2 separate regions of the Homo sapiens genome follow, and region 1 is linked to region 2. A link is a contact called in ENCODE Hi-C or POLR2A ChIA-PET data. All regions are on one chromosome and are shown on one strand. Each heading gives the region's core, a stretch centred on a gene start or an enhancer-like site at or near the end of the contact. The rest is flanking DNA. Distances are from core to core; before and after follow the strand shown.

Region 1 (2,700 bases), core at 57-2,556, 65 kb before region 2:
AAAACAAAACAAAAATCACACAAATATTGTGTATTATTATATAAGCATACCTATTTTAAAAATTAGAAAAATTAGGACAGGGGTTTTGGTTTCCAATTCATTGGTAGAGCAAAATGTTGCTAACTACAGTAGTATGCTAGGATCAACAGAAATGAGTTTCTCTCACATTAAATACCCCCCACTAAAATGTAGCCTAGCTCAAGAAATCAAGGAACCAGATTCATTTATTTAAGGTATTTTAGCTCATTTCCACTATTTTTAAGGTTGCTGACTAGGAGATGAAAAAGTGGCCTCTAGTGTGTCCCTAATCAGAAATGTATTTCTGATTGTCTCACCTTCAGGCAAAGTTAAGCAAGTGGATGAAAGAGTGAGTAGGTAAGTTCAAACTAATTATCTATAGACTGAAAACAGCCGTATTAATACTTAAATTATAGGTACCAGAGTTTTAATGCTCACTCTAATCTAAGAGTTAAAGCTCTTTCTCATCAGATAAATTTAACTCAACTTCTCTATCTGCAGGTTCTGGCAATCTCCAGTGTTCAATTTTACACTTGGGTAATTTTTATGCCCTACATTGCCAGTTTATTAACAACCACCACTAATTATGTCAATTCCTTGTTTTATAAATCTTCACAAGATAGTCTTTTGCATAAGTCAAACTCATAATAGGGATCCATATAATTTATGGATCACATTTGGGGCAAAGCATAAGTATTTACTTTGCAGAGATAAAATACTGAAATGTGTCATTTTTCAGATTTTCTAACCTTTTGTTAGAACACACTCACCAATTTCTTCTGAGGTCTTTATAATTCCAAGATTGTCTCTTAGCCAGCGAATAACAGCACCAGCTATAGCTACAGAACCCTAAAGAAAAAAAGGAATTCAAGACAGAATATATTTTATCACTATCCAAGGTTTTTATTGAGCATATTCTGTGTATGACACAATCAGATGGACAGAATTCAGTTTCCATTTTGAGACTCCGACAAATATGTAAACTAGGTCTTCTAATACAAACATAGTTTTATCTAAGTCACTAATAAAAGTTTTTCACGGGATGAGGAAAAGAAGTGAGCTTTCCAGCACACCCTTGGATTTGTCCCCATAGGTGGACATTGATCTTTGATCAGTTTGCTTCTTGAACAATTTTCTGTCTGTTGCTAAGCTACTGAGGTATGTTATCACTTAGAAATATATTGCCATATTGTTCATAAAATTATTGGGAGAGGCCACATTAAAAGTTTTTTCAAGTCTGTTTCCCATATCTAACAGTATAGTAAATCAAGAAAACAAAAAGCAAAGAAGCTAGCTAGTAAGTAATTTTTCTTTAAAACAAAATCACCTAGAGCTGTGGCAATAACAATAAAAACATATTTCAGAGTTGGATAAACTGGCTTTGAGTCCCAGTTCTAGTACTTAATTGCTGTGTAATCTTAGTAACTAATCTAAGTAACTTAGTAAGTTAATCTTAGCAAGTTCATCTAAGTAACTTGCCTAAGTTACTTAGGCTTTCTGAGCCTCCATTTCTTCACCTATAAAATGATGACTATGACAACACTTACCTAAACAAATTACTGTGAGGCTCAATATGAGAATATATGTGAAGGTTCTTACTAAATGTAAATATTGACTTCATTAATTTCTTTAATGTTAAAAAAGTATCAGCCAAATATCACTGACTGATGAATAGATAAAACGCAGTATGTCTACACAATGGAGTATTATTGGACTATGAAAAGGAATGATGTCTTAATACATGCTACAACATGGATGAGCATTGAAAACATTATGCAAAGTGAAAGAAGCCAGGCACAGAAGACGATATATTGTACGATCCCATTCATATGAAATGTCCAGAACAGACAAATCCATAGAGACAGAAAGTAGATTAGTGGTTGCCTGGGCTGGGGGATAGGGGGTGGTTATGGGGTTTCTTTTTGGGGTGGTGACAATGTTCTAAAGTTAGATTGTGGTGATGGTTGTAAAAATCTGTAAATATAGTATTACTATAAACCATTGAACTGTATATTTGAAAAGGGTAAATTGTGTGGAATATGAACTATATCTCAATAAAGCTATTATAAAAAGATCCTGAAGGCAAAAAAAAAAAGAAGTATCAGCACGAACCATTAGGAATACCAAGAAATTTTTTTTAGCTCTGATAGTTCATTCATATAGATTATTAATGTAAATTACTTCCACAGAGTCACTCCAAACCAAACGTCAGGTAATATTAAATGTAGGGACCTGTCCTCAGTTCTATTAACTGAATTACAAATGGTCATGCCTTCTTGTTGTCAGTTGTCAAAATGTAAGTAAACTAGAGAATGAATATGCTGGTATATTCCATCATTCATAGCTTCTATGAGAAGTTACTATGTTACTGCAAAGCTACAGAATGCCACAATTGTTCTGTTTATACATTTTTATATATGTAGACATACATACAGTACTCTGTATCATTACATATATAAAATGGCTTTTTAACCACAGGAAGTATTTGAGGAACAGATCTGGCATAGCTGTGCAAATATGACAAGGCTTTAAAAATGGGACAAAAACAATTCAAGAAATACCTTACAAGGGACTCTAACACAGCTCATTCCCTGCCTAAAATAAGTTGTTGTATTAAGTTTGACACATTTACATATTTAGGTACTTAGTGGGATCATTCAAGAGAACTAAGTAAAATTTTGG
Region 2 (2,700 bases), core at 117-2,616:
AGGCATTCATTTCAATTACTTTTATTTATTTTTTATTTATTTTTATTTTTTTGAGACAGAGTCTCGCTCTGTTGGCTAGGCTGGATTGCCCAGGCTGGAGTGCAGTGGTGTGATCTCTGCTCACTGCAACCTCCGCCTCCCGGGTCCAAGTGATTCTCCTGCCTCAGCCTCCCGGGTAAGTAGGATTACAGGCGCCCGCCACCACGCCCAGCTAATTTTTGTTATGCCAGGTTGGCCAGGCTGGTCTCGAACTCCTGACCTTAGGTAATCCACCCGCCTCAGCCTCCCAAACTGTTGGGATTACACGTGTAAGCCACCGCGCCCGGCCTCAATTACTTTTAAATTATCTTACTGAACTCTGTGCTAGGTCACTTTAAGAGCAAGTTTACTAATTGCACAAAAATTAATCAGCAGTCACTTAAATAGCAATCTTTTGTGGTAAAACTGTGCTGTCACACATGGTAAATAAAAAGAGAAACAGAATTTCCGTGTCGCATTATGCTGTGAAGCACAGTAAGGACAATCATTTGTTTGTAATGGGCAAAGTCTCAGAACTGAAATTTGCGAGTCTTCGGAATTAAATAAAGATTATGGCAAAACCAGTGTAGTGTGACTGTTTCCTAATTTGTTCTGCCACCCTCCCCAGTATTCAACCCTCTGCAATTTTTATGGGAGAGGATGACAACGCATCATCACTCCAATACTTTATTCGTTCTACTGCTGGAAAGGACGCTGTGTTAGCTACCACAGCCGTGACACAGCTTTCCCCCCATCCAAGGACGTCCTGTGTCTCGCAGGCCAAATGTTCCTGGGGAAGACCGCGGTAGCCGTCAATGTGGCCACCTGTCCCCTACTGCAAGCGGGCCGCTCTGCGCGGATGCTCGGAGAGTCCCTGCTCCCTTTGGGGGAAGAGTCACCCCATTAGTAGGTGACCCAGCTCCGCCACCAAAACTGCGACTGTTCAACTCGGCCATGGGGGTCATGAGAGGCCGAGGTCCCCCAGGCCTGGCTGGGGCATCCCCAGTGTGGCAGGTCCCGTTCCGGCCTCCCTCCTTGCCCAGCGGCCGGGGCACCGGGCCGGAGAGATGCGGGATGGGGACACAACAGCCACCCCCTCCGTCCCCCGACTCCCGCCCCGGCTCAGCGCCTCTTCACATGTCACCCCGGGCTCACCAAAAAGCGCGTCGAACTGGTGCCCTGGTCCACCGCCCCCACCAATGGCCCCAAAACTGCCTTCTTTGAGGCTGCCATGAAACCAGCTTCAGGTCGGCCGGCGATTGCGGCCGGTTTCCTGGGTGACGGCGGCGGGAGGGGGAGGGGCAGGTGACGAGTCCAGAGATCGAGGCCGCGCGCGTCCGCTGAACGCTCGGACCGCGCTCGAGGCGGCCCCTTTACCCGCGCGCAGCCTTCTCACCCCGCCCCTCCGGCCCAGGCCCCGCCCCCCACCGCGTACCCCCAAGGCTCCAGGGGCGTGTCAGGGGGGGTGGGGGTGGGCGCTGTCACCTGGGCTGGCCAATCAGCAAACGCAAAAGAGCCGAACGCTCGGACAGGCAGAGGGCGATGAGACGTCACGGGGGCGGGGCCTGGGCGCGGTGGAGGCGGCGGCCCGCGCAGTAGGTCACGTGGGGGCCCGGCGAGCGGACAGCAGAGCCATCCAGCTGCATGGCATGGGGCGGAGACGAGTACTGCCCTTTGGCAGGCAGCGCTCCTGGCCGGCGAAAAGAGCGCACTTCCACTAGTGTCCTGGGGCTCGCCTCCATAGGGGTCTCAAAGTGTGTAGAACTGCTTGTTCCCTCCAGTGGGCTGTGCAGAGTCGTGCAGCGACGTGAGTCGCTGTGTGGACCTACCCGGCCCGGCCTTCCCGCGTTTCCCACGCCCCGCCCACCTCCCTGCATCTGGCCCCTGGTAATCGTAATCATTCCTTTGGCTGGGATTGACCCCATATAGGGTCACCTCAAGGAGCAACGCGAATCCTTCACCGTTGCAAGCTTTTCAGGGACAAGAAACGCGGAAGTTCTTTCGGTTTAGCATTTAAGGAAAGCACCCAAAATCAACCTCCCCAAGTTCCTCTATCGACCATTCAGGCAGAAGGCGCCCGGCACCACTCCGTCCTGACGCGCCCTTGCTCCTCGTTTGGCCTCACTCTGCGGTCCCCTCCCCCACACGCCATTTCCTCTCCCTCCATTAACTGCTTTGGATGGCAGGGGACAGAAAAGGGACTCTCCCTTGACCTTGAATTTACCTTGCCCGGATCCTTCTGGATCCTGTGTTCTAAGGGCTTTCAAACTTGGAACCAAGACCCACACTGTGAAACAGTTTACAAAACAAACCCAGGCTCCAGTGTGTGTGGGCGGGGAGCACATTTGTAGTTACAATTGTTACACATGTAAATACATGTTATATACATCTAATATACATTTATGTATGTATAGAAAAACTTTCCAAAACAATATTTGTCCTTCCACAGTATGCATTCTGTATTTTTATTCTATGGCATATCATTTTTTTTTAATGCTGATTGAAAATCACTAAATTGCTTTTGTAACCCACCATGCTCTCTATCAATTTTAAAAGCACTCCGCTATACCCACTGTCATTTCTTTCCATCCCTTTCCCAAATCTCTGTGTTCTGGAACATCATTTCTTTTCCTTTTTTTTTTTTTTCCTTTCTTACCTTGCTCTACACCACGTCACTTGTCC

Evidence for each region. A loop is a pair of places that touch in the nucleus more often than their neighbours do. ChIA-PET counts read pairs that join two places held with the same protein, here RNA polymerase II (POLR2A). Pooled maps may share reads with other maps.
Region 1: a loop to region 2 is called in a map of B cell, with 2.5 times the contacts of the local background. The contact joins the promoter of GK-AS1 here to the promoter of GK in region 2. A Hi-C loop is called at or near these places in 5 of 168 maps with a recorded cell type or tissue (B cell, CD14-positive monocyte, GM12878 and 2 more), 32 of 37 single-sample maps with no recorded cell type and 17 of 50 pooled maps. POLR2A ChIA-PET finds 5 or more read pairs at or near these places in 10 of 52 experiments (B cell, GM12878, OCI-LY7 and 6 more).

Annotation. Positions count from the first base shown.
Region 1 is chrX:30,716,705-30,719,404 of GRCh38, reverse strand. GK-AS1 (GK antisense RNA 1) reads left to right here and starts at 1,306. Exons shown (of 1, transcript NR_046603.1): 1 at 1,306-2,700. GK (glycerol kinase) reads right to left here. Exons shown (of 21, transcript NM_001205019.2): 14 at 789-867.
Region 2 is chrX:30,652,089-30,654,788 of GRCh38, reverse strand. GK (glycerol kinase) reads right to left here and starts at 1,366. Exons shown (of 21, transcript NM_001205019.2): 1 at 1,174-1,366. The coding sequence starts at 1,251. RefSeq lists a silencer at 1,277-1,696.